2 separate regions of the Homo sapiens genome follow, and region 2 is linked to region 1. The links are chromatin contacts, found by Hi-C or POLR2A ChIA-PET in ENCODE. All regions are on one chromosome and are shown on one strand. The core of a region is the stretch at or near the end of the contact, and the rest is flanking DNA. Distances in the headings are between cores, read along the strand shown. Region 1 overlaps LINC00297 (long intergenic non-protein coding RNA 297). Region 2 has its middle 18 kb from the start of LINC00544.

Region 1 (4,701 bases), core at 1,181-3,680:
CACCATCAGGAGTTTTGCCTTCTTGCCAGGTCTGGCTGCACGAATCACCTTCACACCTATCCTTCTTCCTCTGACAGGCTGCTGATAACAGCATCATCATCTCTGTAGAGGTTTACAGACCATACAGCACACATCTGTTAACCCTTCCCACAGGCCAGGGACTAGTTATCATTGTTCTTATGTTCTCACTACAGAACCTGAGGTCCAGAGAGGTTGAGAGTCTTGTCCAACATCATACCATTTAAAGAAAAAATCATTGGCATCTAGCATTTATTGAGCACTTGCTACTTTCCAGATAAGTGCTTTATTTGGATTTATTATTCTCATAACAACCCAGTGTTGTTGGCGTATTATTGTCTGCAGGGTACAGGTGAGGAAGCTGAGAGCGTGCACACATCTTGACCATAGGTTCGCATGTGTGGGACACCAGTAGTGTGTGAAGTGGGCAGCCTGACCTCACAGCCTTCCCTCTTCTGTGTCTCTGCCACAGCTAGAAACTGGCAAAGGCAGAATTTGAATGGAGGTCCCAGCCCACCTTTCCCACGAGGCTGGCGCTTCTCAAACCTGAATGTGTACATTGCCATGAATCACCCGGGGATGTTGTTCAAATGTGGGTTCTGACCCCACAGGTCTGAGACATGGCCCAGGGTTCTGCGTTTTTTAATGAGCTCCCTCCCAGGTGACACTGATACTATGGGACCGCAGACTCCGCTGTGAGTAATGATGTTCTATACTATTGTCACAGGGTAAACCCCCAAACTGGGGCTCAGCCTCGGAGGCCACGTGGGTGTTTGGCTTCACATAGGAAAGAATTCAAGAGTGAGCCAACAGAGTAAAGTGAAAGCAAGTTTCTTAAAAAGTAAAGGAATAAAAGGGTGGCTACCCCATAGGCAGAGTAGCATTTGGGGGCTGCTCGACTGACTATACTTATGGTTATTTCTTGATTAGATGCTGAACAGGGGGTGGATTATTCATGTTTTCTGGGAAAGAGGTGGGGAGGTCCTGGAAATGAGGATTCTTCCCCCTTTTGGATCATGTAGGGTAACTTCAGGAAGTTGCCATGGCATTTGTAAACTGTCCTGGTGCTGGTGGGAGGTTCCTTTAGTATGCTAATGTATTATAAGTAGTGTATAATGAGTAATGAGGATGACTAGAGGTTGCTTTCCTTGCCCTCTTGGTTTTGGTGGGTTTTGGCTGGCTTCTATACTGCATCCTGTTTTATCAGCGGGGTCTTGTCACCTGTGTCTGATTCCTATCTCACTATAGCTACTTTTTTTCTTTTCTTTTTTCTTTTTTTTTTTTTTGGACAGAGTTTTGCTCTGTTGCCCAGGCTGGAGTGCAGTGGCAGGATCACCACTGGGCCTCCCCGGCTCAAGTGATTCTCCCACCTCAGCCTCTCAAGTTGCTGGGACTATAGGTGCTCACCACAGTGCCCAGCTAATTTTTTTGTTTTGTTTTGTTTAGAGATGGGGGTTTCAATACATTGCCGAGGCTGGTCTTGAAATTCTGGCTTCAAATGTTCTTCCCTCCTGGGCTTCCCAAAGTGTTGGGATTACAGGCATGAGCCACTGCACCTGCGGCTACTCTTTGTGATCTCTGACTGCCAAATCCCTTGCACCTGACCCCTATACACACTGTTGTCCTACCTTCTCTTATACATACATTTGAAGGCCTATTTGAATAGACCTTCAAATCTGACTTAGTCCATGGTTGCATCCAGTAGGGCAATGGCCCTTTACTGGGAATTAATATAATAATAATTTGAGGGGCTCTTCCAATGCAAAAACAGCTTTGCCTCAATTGCAGAGATTTCTGATTCAATCTACAGTAATGGGAGCGGGGTTGGGGATTAGCATAGTGTGAGTCTCTGCCCTTTGCAGTATAAATCAATCCACCCTTTCTCATGTGCTTTCGATTCATCCATTACCCAAGTGATCTACATAGTAAGACCCCAGAAAATAGGCTAGCAAAATCAGAGTTCTCCTCAGTGGTGAATACTTACCCTGAATGGTTTTTCTCCACCACAGCTGGATAGGCCGACTTCTCTGCTAATCACACTATGCATGTACAGGATTGGCTCTCTTGCCTCCACCCCACCTCCAATGACATAATCACTTATAATCAATCATAGGCTTTCCTCTCTTGCCACGTGTAGACGTGGCCAATATGCATAAATATGAGCCTTTTGGGGAAGGATAAAAACCACTTCTAATCTGACAAGTATAAGGCTGAAGTAGCATTGATGATTTTTCTCTTCCCCAAGTCCTCATCCCCAGTAATGTAGCCGCTCTGAGCCTTGGCTGAGAAATAAGAATTCTTATAGAGGACTCCTTTCACTTTAAGGATTTTCAAAGACCAGCTCCCTGTGTGGTTACGTTTTCCTCTGATTTTTTTTTTCTGCAGTTCTAAAGAAAGCCTCACATTGAGAAAAACTAGAAAGGCATGATTCAGTGATGTCAAATGCTCTCAGGATTCCTCCTTCCAAAGTCTTTGTTAATTGTACCCAGTATCTATAGTGATAAATTTAAAGACACAGGAAACAGCGGGATCCCAAAGACACTAGACTATTGTATTGTCCCATTAAGTTGAAACAATGGAGCAGAGTCTTGAGCCTGTCTCCAGGGCAACAGAAAATGCCAGTCACAGTCAGGTGGACTTTCTGATGAATTTTTTAAAAATAGAGTTGCACATACTTTGTTATTTTAAAGAAAGTTAACTCATAAACCTTTAGGTGCAATTAAAAATACTTTGAACCGAAAATGTCCTTGATTTAATTGCAAGCTTTCTTTTTTTGGTATTTTTTTTATTCCCATAGCCAAATAAAATTCTCACACCAGGGGAAAAAGACCCTATGGAAAGACCAAAAAATGACATATTAGCAAAAAGCTGAATTTTATTTAAATATGTGTGTTGGTATTTAAATATCAGCAGCTGAATTAGCAATGGGCATTCTGACATGTGTTCTTCTGTTTCTATCACCAATCTAATTCACTTTGCTCTGGACTTAGGGCTGGACCTTCTAAAAAGCCCAAGACCATCAAATATAAGTCAGGAACTATGAAAAATCCACAATGGTCCTGTGTGTCCTACTGGTGACTCTGCCCTCAGCTTCTCGGTTTGGCCTTGTCTCTCTCTGGCCCTAGCCTGCCCTCTGCGCTCAGCAAATTCCTTGCCATCACCTCTCGTGCATGACCACTCATTTTGGCAGCATTTTTCCTGGCTGACCTCAGCATTCTCTTTTGGATATGATTTTAAGCACTCGCTCTCCAGAAGTATTTATGATAGCTAGAAATAAAACAATTCTAGAGCTGTGCTATCCAATATGGTACTTATTAGTCATATGCAGTTGCTTATATTATTTAAAATTAAATAGGCTGGACGCGGTGGCTCATCCCTGTAATCCCAGCACTTTGGGAGACTGAGGCGGGCAGATCACCTGAGGTCAGGAGTTCGAGACCAGCCTGGCCGACATGGTGAAAGCCCGTCTCTACTACAAAAAATGAAAATTAGCCGGGCATGGTGGGGCGACGCCTGTGATCCCAGCTACTTGAGAGGCTGAGGCAGGAGAATTGCTTAAGCCTGGGAGACAGAGGTTGCAGTGAGCCGAGATCACACCATTGCACTCCTGCCTGGGCAACATGAGTGAGATTCTGTCTCAAAACACATAAATAAAAATTAAATTAAATTAAATTAAAACATTCAGTTCCTCAGTTGCACTAGCCACATTTCAAGTACTCAATAGCCATATGCAATGGACAGCACAGATATAGAACATTCCCTTCATTGCAGAAAGTTCTGTTGAACAGTACTGACTTACAGACACTCTTAGTCTCATCCCAACCCCAATGGGCTGACCAATTTGATGTTAGTATCTTTCTGCAGTTCCCTCAATCCAAATCGTGTGAAACTGAAATCCCTAAAGTCTGAAACAATCTTGTTAGCATTCTCTTGAGATAGTCCCAGGATGGTTCAAAGTTCCTTCACATAACTTCTGAATGCCTATTAGCCCCATTCTGGCTATCTAGAGCTCCAAAGACACTGGGTAGTTGGATCATTAGTGAAGAAGATTTAGGTTTAGGAACTCACAGCAGCGTACTGTTCTAGGACCAGTAGAGTACCACATTTATTACTACCCATTTAGGCAGAGCCAGACTATATTAGTTTGCTGCTTATGTGCCTTTTATTAATCAACATGCCTAACATTCCACCATTAGAAATTTATTCATTTGGGCCTTACAGATATCTTCTTTATTCCCCATACTGGGAGAGAGTATATGGACTATACTGGTTAGGGCAGATTGAGAGAGAGAGTTAAGTACGGAGACACACATTGTCGATGTCGTTGCTTGGCTTACTCCCCACACCCCCACAACACAACCCCTTGGGTGTGAGAACAGAAGTAAGGCTCTGCAGTGCCTTGCCATATGTCAGATATCATAAAGGAGAAACTACTTCTAAATGTTAGCCACTATATACCCAATACAATGCTGGGCCCGTAAGTGCTCACTACCATATCTGATGGGTTAAATTATAGATCGTTTTAATAATATTTTAATACATTAGAATTAAAATCTAATATATTTGAATCACTCTGAAGTATGTTCACCCATCATGAATTCAAAATTAATTTTTAAGTGCCTAAAGCGAGTTTTTTCATGCTTTTTTGACTTAGTGAGCAAAAATCATTCCATCCACACCTGC
Region 2 (4,388 bases), core at 1,359-3,858, 70 kb before region 1:
CTTCACCAATTGAGGAAGAGGAAACAAAATGTTTCCCAGGCATGTATCTCAGAGGGATTGAAAGTGTTACAGACACTAATGCATCTCAGCCATCTGCTCCTGTGTTGAGGTATCCTCTGCACTCTCTGCTACCCTAGCGTTCATGTGCTGGGCAGGATGCAGCTGGTGACATTCAATCTGTCCCTGCCTCCAGCATCAGAGGACACATCCCTGGGAACTCAGGCAGCCCAGGCAGCAGGGGTCCCTTGCAGGTCAACAACACACTCCTTTCCATCACGTTTGAGCTGGAACTCAGCAACTCTGCAAAATTTTAGTTCCTCTTTTTCTTCATTTTTCCCTTCCTCCCCTCTTTTCTTATTCTCCCTGCCTTTCCTTCAGCCTCTTCTTATTTTAATTGGCCTCCAAGCTCTGAGTCTGCCCTTCTTCACACTTTCTTCTCAACTCTTTCCTTTCCATTTCTCTATTCATCTTTTTTACCTTTCTTGTCTGAGGATATGAGTTGAAATGAATCCTTTAGTGAGAAGGTGACTCGATTTACATGCAGAATTTCAACGCTTTCAAACCTCTCTTGTTTGTGAACCTGTTGGAAAGCACTGATGGCCATGCAGGCAGCAGGTGTAGAGAGTGATCCTCTCAACGCTTGGTAGCTGAGAACAATTCATATTTATCATACTGGCTTTGGTCAAGTCAAGTGTGAATGGTGTTTGACTGTACTCATTTTACTTTTTTTTTTTTTTTTTTTTTTGAGATGGAGTTTTGCTCTGTTGCCCAGGCTGGAGTGCAATGGCACAATCTCAGCTCACTGCAACATCCACCTCCTGGGTTCAAGTGATTCTCCTGTCTCAGCCTCCTGAGTAGCTGGGATTACAGGTGTACACCACTATGCCCAGCTAATTTTTGGTGTTTTTAGGAGAGACAGGATTTCACCATGTTGGTCAGGCTGGTCTTGAACTCCTGACCTCAGGTGATCCACCCACCTCGGCCTCCCAAAGTGCTAGGATTACAGGCGTGAGACACCGCACCTGACTTTTTTAACATAAAAAAAGTGCTTAAAGCTTGGATCAACTCCTCTTCTGATTGATCAGTATTTCTGGGCATAGTGTTTTTTGTTTGTTTGTTTGTGTTTATACTTGTTATCTGGATATGTTTTGGGATCAAATAAATACCAAATCACAGAGGTTATCGAATAGAGTTCTTTAAAAAAATATTTTCACAGCCGGGCCAGGTGGCTCATGTCTGTAATCCCAGCACTTTGGGAGGCTGAGGTGGGTGGATAAAACCTGAGGTCAGGAGTTCGAGACCAGCCTGGCCAACATGGTGAAACCCCATCTCTACTAAAAATAAAAAAACTTAGCCGGGCATAGTGGTGGGCACCTGTAATCCTAGTGACTTGGGAGGCTGAGGCAGGAGAATCACTTGAACCCAGGAGGTAGAGGTTACAGTGAGCCAAGATCACACCACTGCACTCCAGCCTGGGAAACAAGAGTGAAACTCCGTCTCAAAAAATATATATATATACTTTCACATCTCCATTGGAAATTTTTAAAAGAAACTTTTTTTTTCTGTTTAATTGATGCCAGGTACTCAACTCCCAATGCCATCACTCCCACCAATGCAGACTCAGAGGAAGAGTTGCAGGAAGCAGGGATCCTACTGGTCTTTCTGTCACTATAACCCAGCCCTGGCATGGAGCCTAGCACATGGTAGGGGCTCAAAGGACATTTGCTGAATGCATGAGTGAGTAAGTCAGCTGAGGGTGCCATGGAGGGGGCTAGAGGACGCTGTGCTGCAACCAAGAGCTCAGGGCATCCTGCTGTCCTTGGAGCAGAGGGAGGTTTTGCTGGGACAACAGAAGACCAGAGAAAGTGAAAATCACACTTTGTTCTTGCCCAGATATCTCAACCCCTCTGCCATCCAAAAATCACATTTCTGTTTGGTATACTAAATGTTTATTGAAACTTTTGCTATATGTAGACTCTATGTTAAACTCTAGGGATACCAAAATAAACAGGACATTTTCTCTACCGGCAAAGATCTCTCAGTATGGTAAGAAAAAGAATGATTTTTTAACTAAAAGGTTATACCTCCATGTGTTACATTTTGGACTAAGCTGAAGCAATATTTTATTTTTTTAAATCAGGTAGATGAATCAGTTTGAATTGCCATTCTGTGTGTCTCTCTATTTCCTAAATATTTTGCGCTGAAATAGCACAAGAACAGCGGCACATTCCCACAGACGGCCCCTGACGGGACTGTGTTTGGGCCGAGTCCATATTTCCTCCGTCTCTTGCATCATTTGTTCTTTGCCCTTTGCAAATCTCAGCACCATTTCCTCCAGAGCAGCTCCTGGAATTTTCGATGGGAGCTGTCACCTGGAACCAGCGAGCTTTCTCTTTCATACCTGTCATAGAAGGAGCTCACTTCTCACGAAGACCCGCCCATTTTACCCCCGACCCCGCTGTGACGTTAGGGAAAGTTTCCTTCTCTAGAAGTGTCTAGAAACATGCTTGGCTTTAACTAATGCATCTAGAGTGTCCCATCTGTTTAACAGCACTTTGCTCAAGGAGCCCACGTACTTGTGTTCCACTTCCTGCCTTGGCGACAGTCTCCGCAGGACAAGCCCGGCCCATCGCAGAAGCCCCGTGTCCTGTAGATGAATGAGAACTTAGACAGCTAACATTCTACCTGATGCTGGAACTCAAGGTCCTTGACAAATGACCATGTAGCTTACATTCTGAGAAGTGACAGTGACCTCTCCATTGTTGGAGAGTGCCATTTCCAATTCTGAGCACTTTAGTTTGTTAGAAAGCTTTTTTCAGCAAGTTGTTTTCGTCTATTGAACTCAAAATCAACCTCCTTGCCACTTCCTTCCTTATTTACTTCCTCTGTCTTTCCCTTGACATTTACTCACTCTTTGCTCCTCTTCTGTCTTGTCCTAAAATAAAACCGATTTATTCCTTCGTCCTCACAACACCTCCTCCAATATTTGAAGACAGGAAGATAGTTCCTTGTTTTCTCTCTTCCAAGCTAAACACACTCAGAGCCTCCGGCCAGCCTAGATCAGGAACCGTTTCTAAAGCCCTCAGCACCTCCACCCTGCCTTTCTAAATGAGACATCTTAATTATAATGCCTTGTAGCGAACATTATTTTCCAATTATCATCTGACCAGCATATAGTGTTACTGTTACTTATTATCTGGACACGGTATTTTTATTTAATGGAGCTTACAATTACATTCGCTTTTTAAAGCGACTGCATTACTCTGTTGGATCACATGAGCTTTTGGCCGAAGAAAAAGTCCAGATATTTTGAAAACAGAACTGATGGCAATTAAAGCAGATCTCCCCCGTTATGCCATTGCGCAATCAATTTCTGGACCTAAATGTGTTGGTACAATACCAGCTATATTGACGTAAGGGTATTCTTCAGAGTCATCCCAAGCTAGTTTCTGGCTTGTCACTGGAACCCAAGCTCTACCTCTGTACCCGGTGCCTGCCCACTGGAATGTAAGGTCCTCAGTTTCAGCAGCCCAGCTTGGGTTGAGACAACATCTCTGCTTTTTTTTTTTTTTTTTTTTTTTGAGACAGAGTTCTGCTCTTTCGCCCAGCCTGGAGTGAAGTGGTGCAATCTCAGCTCACTGCAACCTCTCCCCCACCACCCCATCAAGGGTTCAAGTGATTCTCCTGCCTCAGCCTCCTGAGTAGCTGGGATTATAGGCACCTGCCACCATGCCTGGTCAATTTTTGTATTTTTTTTTTAGTGGAGATGGAGTTTTGCATTGTTGGCTAGGCTAGTCTCGAACTCCTAATCTCAGGTGATCCCCTGGCCTCAGCTTCCCAAAGTGCTAGGATTACAGGCTCTGCTTCTTTTTTAATTTTACCTAGTACCAAGCACAAACTGTGGAAGAAGTCAATTCCTAATTAATATTTGTTGAATGGCTGAATGAATGCATCGTATGAGGCTTTACTAACAACAGTTGTTTCCCAGAACGAGCTAAGATTGCCATGAAATGCATAGACTCCTTGCATGCTTTATGTTGTATTTCTTTAGATTTTTTTCTTAAGAAAACCATGGATTCATTCTAGTCATGGAAAACCCCCATACTTCCCAGAGAACTTTGAGCAATTTTCTCTTTAAAGAAAGGGGTGACCCATTTACTGTACTCATCATTATAGTTTAGTTGCTAGAGTTACTTTCTAAGCACACCAGGACAAGAATATTATCTTTCTGATATGTTGGCATAAAAAACGATGTTGAGAAAAGCACATAGACCATCATCACATCCCTTGGCACCAGCAATTTCTAAGCAGTATGGCCAGAGCCATTGCTGTGAGTAGGTTTTTCCTGGCTGAGACCAACCAGGCCTGGGGAAAATAACTTGCAAGTT

What was found. A loop is a pair of places that touch in the nucleus more often than their neighbours do. ChIA-PET counts read pairs that join two places held with the same protein, here RNA polymerase II (POLR2A).
Region 2: a loop to region 1 is called in a map of endothelial cell of hepatic sinusoid, with 2.5 times the contacts of the local background. The contact joins two enhancer-like sites. A Hi-C loop is called at or near these places in 1 of 168 maps with a recorded cell type or tissue (endothelial cell of hepatic sinusoid). POLR2A ChIA-PET finds 5 or more read pairs at or near these places in 5 of 52 experiments (AG04450, H1, activated CD4-positive, alpha-beta memory T cell and 2 more).

The regions. Positions count from the first base shown.
Region 1 is chr13:29,882,625-29,887,325 of GRCh38, reverse strand. The region is part of intron 1 of LINC00297 (long intergenic non-protein coding RNA 297); the gene reads left to right. Among named protein-coding and RNA genes, the nearest start is that of LINC00297, 3.4 kb to the left of the region's middle. Within about 2 kb of position 2,430, at least 3 of the 41 ENCODE cell types and tissues checked have a DNase peak (open chromatin) inside an H3K27ac peak, as active enhancers do.
Region 2 is chr13:29,952,756-29,957,143 of GRCh38, reverse strand. No RefSeq gene overlaps it. Among named protein-coding and RNA genes, the nearest start is that of LINC00544, 18 kb to the right of the region's middle. Within about 2 kb of position 2,608, at least 5 of the 41 ENCODE cell types and tissues checked have a DNase peak (open chromatin) inside an H3K27ac peak, as active enhancers do.